Linked DNA regions of Mus musculus: all the other regions are linked to region 1. Evidence: chromatin loops called from intact Hi-C (ENCODE). Cell type or tissue: heart. All regions are shown on one strand.

Evidence for each region. Peaks named below come from ENCODE experiments on the same cell type or tissue, not always from the same donor. Only the 100,000 strongest peaks of a DNase experiment are listed, where the experiment ranks them.
Region 2: it touches region 1 in a loop (5-fold over the local background); 26 of 42 quality-filtered maps call a loop at or near these places.
Region 3: a loop joins it to region 1, with 6 times the contacts of the local background. A loop is called at or near these places in 28 of 42 quality-filtered maps.

Annotation. Positions count from the first base shown.
Region 1 is chr12:76,176,730-76,179,229 of GRCm38, reverse strand. It overlaps Esr2 (estrogen receptor 2 (beta)), which reads left to right and starts at 1,971. Exons shown (of 10, transcript NM_207707.1): 1 at 1,971-2,283. In heart, CTCF peaks have their summits at 1,000 and 1,201 (motif pointing right); no DNase peak of the experiment used is centred here; H3K4me3 peaks cover 1,276 bases.
Region 2 is chr12:75,791,319-75,793,818 of GRCm38, reverse strand. The region is part of intron 2 of Gm40447; the gene reads left to right. Among named protein-coding and RNA genes, the nearest start is that of Syne2, 26 kb to the left of the region's middle. In heart, no CTCF peak of the experiment used is centred here; no DNase peak of the experiment used is centred here.
Region 3 is chr12:75,785,843-75,788,342 of GRCm38, reverse strand. All of the region lies in intron 2 of Gm40447, which reads left to right. Among named protein-coding and RNA genes, the nearest start is that of Syne2, 31 kb to the left of the region's middle. In heart, a CTCF peak has its summit at 1,519 (motif pointing left); no DNase peak of the experiment used is centred here.

The DNA.
Region 1 (2,500 bases):
GAACTAAACGCTGGTCTGTCAGACTAGCTCGGCAAGTTCATTTATTGGTTGAGCTATCCTGGCCTCCCTCCAGATGAATCTTGTTAACAAAGTATCATTAAATGAACTGATTTGTTTAAGATCGCTACTGCAACTTTTCTACCAAGGCAGGAAAGGAGGAAGGACTGAGTGACACAGGACACACAGACACACAGGAAAGGACACAGGGACGTGCAGACTGGGAAGTATTAATCTCATCCTTGCCTATCCTCACCAGGATGGACTCAGTAGCTACCCACTCTCCCATCCACTCTACCTTTCCTAAAAGGACAGGGACATTCTATCTCACAAATGGAGAGAACCCAGGACTTTTAGCTTAAATGAAACCTGTACATGGGATGAATGGGGGCAGCGAGCTTTGTTTTTGTTTTTTTCGAGATAGGGTTTCTCTGTGTAGCCCCGGCTGTCCTGGAACTCACTTTGTAGACCAGGCTGGCCTCGAACTCAGAAATCCGCCTGCCTCTGCCTCCCAAGTGCTGGGATTAAAGGTGTGAGCCACCACCGCCCGGCAGCAGCGAAACTTTTGGTATAGCCTTTGCTCATAGTCTATAAAGACCGTGCTTCTCCACATATGTAGTCTGCGGTGCCTACCTGTGGCACTCATAAACCCGGGCCTCAGAAAGGTCCCCGAAGGCGTTTTGGTTACACCCAAAATGTTGAGGCTGACATTGTATAAGTTTCCCTCCAAATCCCCCCCGCCCCCCCCCCCCCCCCCGGTTTTCTTCTATTAGAGTACCGTCCACCAAGAATCACATTCTGGGTCTGAAGGGACATCTCAGCTGTTAAGATAGCTTGCTGCTCTTGTACAGAAGCCTAATTCTGTTCCCAGCACCCATACGCAGGAGGGAATCCCGCACCTATAGTCTCCGTAGACATCTGCACGCCTGTGTACATACCCATGTGTGCATAATTTAAAAGATAAAAAGTAGATCTTTAAAATCCTTCACAAACATCCCCGTGATGTGTGCGGATGGCTTGACGATTAATTAGGTACACCAGTGACACCAGGTTGGCCTACAGGTCATTTGTTTTCCTTTTAACTTTTGCCACCAAAGGCTGCCTTAAAGCCAGTTGTTTCCTCAAAGACTATAAGGTATGGTTTCAGCCTTTGTGTAGAAGGGTCACTTCCAGGCTAAGCGATTGAGCTGGGAGGATCAGATCTACCATCAGGGGGCGCCAGAGACCCTCTCCGCCCCTGTAAAAGCGCAGGCAGATTTTCTCCAGGTGAATTCCAGGAGGCTCGCGGGATCTTGGACCTAACCCATTGCCTTTTTTTCTTTTTCTTTTTCTTTTTCTTTTTCTTTTTCTTTTTCTTTTTCTTTTTCTTTTTCTTTTTCTTTTCTTTTTTTTTTTTAACGAAACAAAACAAAACAAAACAAAAAACAACTCGTTTTCTCTCCCGGCTTCCATCGCCAGCCGCTGATAGATGAGCGTTCAAACCTTCACCTCCAGCCCCATTGCCTTGCCTTTCTGGAGCACAAGCTAACACTCCCTGCAAAGGAATCTGCCTTCATTACTTCGTTATTACTGCTAATTTCGGTGCTATTACCCGAAACCGGGGCCTGGCCCATGCTTCTCAAGGAGAGTTGTCAAACTTAAGCATTTAATGACACGCACGTAGGTCAAAGTATGGAAACAGGATTAAGTGTGGTCCCTGGACGCACGCGGTTAAGTCCAGAATCCCTGGGGATCTGGTCAGAAATTCCCATTCCCGGGCCCCCATCTCGATCCTTCATCGTCAGTCTATTGGAAGCGGGGTGTCCCTAGAGGATGACTGTGAAGTGGCTGGAGGTCCACATCCAGTGGATCTGGTTGCACGGCGCGGGAGTGCCTGAGATCTCTGGCTCCCGGTTTGTGGTCACGTGGGCTTCTCAGCTACCCTCCCACACTCTTTCCAGGTCTTTAAAAGAAAGACGCACTAACGTTCGTTCGTTAGTCGTGGGCAGTCTTTGCAGCTTCTCCAGCTGCTGGCCCTTTTGAAAGGCACTCTCGGGTCCCTGCCTTCTCCCAGGCTTCTAGCATCAACCACCTCTTGAAACTTCCTGGGAGTAGAGGAGGTGGGGAGCTGGCCTGGAGGGAGCGGCTTGTGCGGCCACTGGCATCCCTTGGCATCCGGGTCTGCAGTAGAGTCTGGCAGCCGCCGCAGGCTGAGCGACAACCAGTGGCTGCGAGTCCCGCTCAGGGACCGAGGAAAGTACGTGTCTGCATTTAGAGAATGCAAAAGAGAGAATGTCCACCCGCTAGGTAAGTGTCCCTTTGCTCATAGTGAGGCTTAATTGACTTTGTGGGAAGCCGGCAGAGTATAGAACAAAAAAAAAAGGGGGGGGGAGGGTTGGGGCACGGGCATGTATGCAACTGTTCTGAACACTACCGGAAACAGAAATTTTTACTGACTTTTGGTTTAGTTATATAAATATAATTTCATTTTAAAGGAAGAAAATTCCTGTGGTTTTCCTAGCAG
Region 2 (2,500 bases), 390 kb after region 1:
TTTTAGTCCTTTGGTTTTTTTGTTTTGTTCTTATTGTTTAGATATATCACTAGGCTACAATTGCATTCTGAACTCTTCAGCTGCAATCAGTCTTTCCTCTGTTGAACTAGTATGACGTTTCAATATAGAAAAGAATTTCTCAAACCTCACAGAAGAAATAAAAAACTTAAGAGGATTGGCCAGCATTTTACTTTTTTTTTTTTGAAACATTAATTTTTGTTGTTTTTAACTCTGCACGTTCGTGTGTGTGTGTGTGTGTGTGTGTGTGCACGCGTCTGTGTGTCCATATTGTAGATGTGTGTACATGAATAACTTGCTGGAAGCCAGGTGTATCAGATCCCCCGCTAGAACTAGGCTAGTGTCGTGAGGCATCTGACATACAAACTAGGGATCAAACTTGGGTTCTCTCAAATGGCTGAGCTGTCTCTCCAGCCATTAGCTAGTATTTAAATGAAAATTTCAAATAGTCTTGATAATTGGTAATAAATAACCAATTACCTATTTTGAATTTCACTGCCCAAGACATAGAAAACAAAAATCAATTTATACATTACTAAATTTAAAAAAAAAAAAAGCACTGGCTTTTGGTTTCTAACATTCATTTTTCTGTTTTTCTTTCTATCGTTTTTTGTCTGGTTCTTGTTTTGTGTCTGCCTTTGTTGTATCTTCTGCTGAGCCATCTCTCCAGCCTCTGTCTTCTGCTTTGAATTACTGCTTTTACACGTGTGTCTTCCCTCCCTGCCTGCCTCTCTTCCTCCCTCCCTCCCCCTTCCTCTCTTCCTCTCTCCCTCCTTCCCTCCCTCCCTTCCTCCCCCTTCCTCCCTCTTTCCTTTCCTCCCTCCCTATCTCCCACCCTCCCTTCTTTTGTTCCTCCTTTTCTTTGTTTCTTTCTTTTTAGGTAGGGCTGAGGCAGTTGGTAGAGACCATCACCTGTCCCCACAAGCTTCTTGACCTCAAAGAACAGAGTGAGCAGCCAGTGAAGAGTACAGAGGAGAAGGACTTAGTTGTCAATTGAGGATTTTCAGCTTTAAAGAGGATAAAACGGTCTGCCAATCAGGATTACATGGAGCAGGTAGCAGCCACTGAGCACCATTGCAGTTCGAAGAATTCTCAGACCCCTTGTGTGTACCAAAAAATAGTGTAGTCTCTTAGGGAGCAAGTCTGTGGGTTACCCACTGGAGTTGCAGGTCAGTCAGGCAAAAAGTAGCTTCAAGAATAAATTTCGGGAAAAAAAAAAAAAAAAAAGCCGGGCGTGGTGGTGCACACCTTTAATCCCAGCACTCGGGAGGCAGAGGCAGGCAGATTTCTGAGTTCGAGGCCAGCCTGGTCTACAGAGTGAGTTCCAGGACAGCCAAAGCTACACAGAGAAACCCTGCTTCAAAAAAAATAAATAAATAAATAATAAATTGCAGGCTGGAGAGATGGCTCAGCATGTAAGAGCACTAGCTGCTCATCCAGAGGTCCTGAGTTCAATTCCCAGCAACCACATGGTGACCCAAGACCATCTGTAATGGGGTCTGGTGCCCTCTTCTGGTGTGTCTCAAGAAACAACGGTGGTATACTCATATGCATAAAATAAACAAATAAGTCTTAAAAAAGAAAAGAATAAATTCCTCTCCGCAGCCAACTTCTCAGAAGCTAAGGCAGGAATGGGGTTCCTCCATTTCACCCCACTCCTGCCTGCAGTGGCTGCTTGGGTCCTGGAAGCTCCCGGTCCAGAGCAGGCACATAAAGTCTCTGGTGCGTCTGTCCCCAGTCAAATCTAGAAGGCAGCTATCGCCAGGCCCTGGGGTCTTCAGGCTTCTTCTGTGTACCAGACCAGGAGCCTCTAGGGCAGGATCTTGTGGGTGGCCCATCTTCTTCCCTTGGTTTTCATTTTCTGGATCTTTGAGACAGGATCTCTATATACAGCCCAAGCAGGCCTCCAACTCCTAATTTTAATTAAAAAAACTTTTTTTTTCTGGACAAATTCTCACTAGGTAGCCTTGGCTGGCCTGGAACTCACAGGGATCCACCTGTCTCTGCCACCCAAGTGCTGGAATTGAAGATTTTCAGTGATTAGTATATTTTTCTATTGAATGTCCATTTTCTACCTCATTTTTTTGCTCTTAACTATTATTTCTTTACTTCTGCCCATTTGAACTTAGCTACTGGTCTTTAAAATGGGATGTCGTATGGATGAAAAGGCTCAGTAGGTAAAGATGTTCAGGGACAAGCCTGAGTCTCTGAGTTTAATCCCTGGGAACCACAGGTAGGAAGAGAGACTTGTGATGGTGATCCTGTTGTCCTTTGACCTCCATAAATGCTTTAAGGTGTGCATGTGTGCATTCTCTCTCTCTCTCTCTCTCTCTCTCTCTCACACACACACACACACACACATACACAATAAATACATGTAATATTTTTTAATTTTAAACATTTATTTTGCTGAGCAGTGGTAGCACATACATTTAATCCCAGCACTCAGGAGGAAGAGACAGGTGAATTCCTATGAATTTGA
Region 3 (2,500 bases), 390 kb after region 1:
TTTCTTGAAGTGCTTCTACATAAAAGAAATTGTGTTAAAAAAGAAAAAAGAAAAAGAAAGAAAGAAAAAGAAAGGAAAAAAGAAATTGTTTTTACCTGCAACCTTCACAGCAAAGGTTAGTTGGGCTGGTAACCTTGATTCTCAAGTGGGAGGCTTCACCCAGACTCTAGAGTTTGGGGGTCTCCCTACCCTCTTCGTGTCCTTTCTTTCCCTGCCATTTTGCCTCACCTCAAAACGATTCACCAAAAAGGAACTTCTTTATGAGACCGAGTCCTAGAATCAAGTAATTAAAAAGAAGAAGAGGAGGAAGAAGAGGAGAAAATAAAGGCCTAACGTTAAAGTCATCATGCTTTAGTAGACAGACCAGCCGCCTTGCCAGTCACTTAGGTCTATGAGCCTCTATTTTATGGTCTCTGTATTTTAAAAAGAGATTGAAAACCACTAAAAGAATCTGGGCTTATTTATACTTTAGGCAGAACTGGAGAGCTAAGCCCTCATACTCTTAGTCTTTCTGAAAGAAACAAAAGGAACCAGAGGCCCAAGGACTAGATTCAGCTGGGGACGGTGGGCATGATGACTTGGCTGTCTGAATCTCATCCTGGGGGCAGAGTTCATCCCATTCTCAGCTCTGGTATGGGATTCCTAGGACAATTCTAATTCTTTAGGGTCCATTGCTTGTCCCTGTTTCAGCCGTTCTTTAATAGACTTTGGATTTTTCTTTATCATCTGGACACACAAAACTGTGCAACAAAATCTTACCCCGTCCCTTTTGAATACTTGCCTACTGATAAGAACCCCTGATGAGGTTTCTTTCCCTTTTTTGAGACAAGGTCTCACCATGCAGCCTTGGTTAGCTTTGAACTCATAAATCTTTCTACTTCCTCCTGGGGTAATGAAACTGGGGCAAACACCACCATGTCCCATCCCGCTGATGAGTGCTTCCTGTCAGGAGGGAGAGAAAGATGGAGAAAGGGAGGGAGGACAGGAGTCCCTGTCCATGGGCTAAATAATGTTACTTTCTTAATGCCCCTGTCTCTGCCACCTGAGTGCTGAGTGCTCCATTGTGTCTGGGTCTTAGTAGTATTCCCTCCCTCTCCCATCCCTCCTTCCCTCCCTCCTCCCCTATTTCTCCTCCTCCTTCTCATCTTTCAATTTCCTTTTTCCCCTCATCTTTCTCCTCCCCCTTCCTTCTCTTTCCTATTTTTGATTGTTGGTGTTTTTTGTTTGGTTTGGTTTGGTTTGGTTTTTCCCCAAACAGTATCTCACATGGTTCAGCCAGGCCTCAAACTCTAAATCTTTCTACTTCCTCCTGGGGTAATGAAACTGGGGCAAACACCACCATGTCCCATCCCGCTGATGAGTGCTTCCTGTCAGGAGGGAGAGAAAGATGGAGAAAGGGAGGGAGGACAGGAGTCCCTGTCCATGGGCTAAATAATGTTACTTTCTTAATGCAAGTGTAGCATATTCGTTTTTAAAGTGCAACAGTGACATCTAGTGGAGAAGATAGTTGAGTATGCTACCAAACAACATCAAAATTTTCTATTTGTCAATTAGGGAAAAAAATGTGACCCTTAATAAATTTGTTTTTCTTAAATACAAGAGTACTGGCTGGTTTTGTGTCAACTTGACACAGCTGGAGTTATCACAGAGAAAGGAGCTTCAGTTGAGGAAATGCCTCCACGAGATCCAGCTATAAGGCATTTTCTCATCTAGTGATCAAGGGGGGAAAGGCCCCTTGTGGGTGGGACCATCTCTGGGCTGGTAGTCTTGGGTTCTATAAGAGAGCAGGCTGAGCAAGCCAGGGGAAGCAAGCCAGTAAGTAACATCCCTCCATGGCCCCTGCATCAGCTCCTGCTTCCTGCCCTGTGTGAGTTCCAGTCCTGACTTCCTTCAGTGATGAACAGCAATGTAGACGTGTACGCTGGATAAATCTTTTCCTCCCCAACTGCTTCTTGGTCATGATGTTTGTGCAGGAATAGAAACCCTGATTAAGACAAACTGGTATAATAAGTGGCGTATTCCTGTGACAACCTGACCATGTTTTGGGGAGGACTGTGGAAGGACTTTGGAACTTTAAGCTAAAAGATCCATTTGGTTTTAAGAGCTCTGTGGGATGTTGTGTAGGAGCTTGGAAGATAATGTTGAGAACAGTGCAGAAGATCGAGGCCTGACTTGTGAAATTTCAAAGGGAAGATTAAAGACTCTTTTCAGGGCCATTGGTATTTTGATTGTGAAGATTCTGTGGTTCTGGTTAGCTGGGGCTGAAAAATCAGCTGTGATTAACAAAATACTAGAACTACTAAAGTGAAAAGTTTGCATTACTGGGACTATTGATGCTGGTTAGCTGGAGCTAAGAAATTAGCGGTGATTAAGAAGAGACCAGCATCATTGAGGTGAAATCTTCTGGGAAGTGTTTTCTGAGAGCACAGAGGCTGTGTTCCAGAGATGGCCAAGGTTGTACCTTGTGCTGTGGCTGGACTTGGTAATGTGTAAGTGTCAC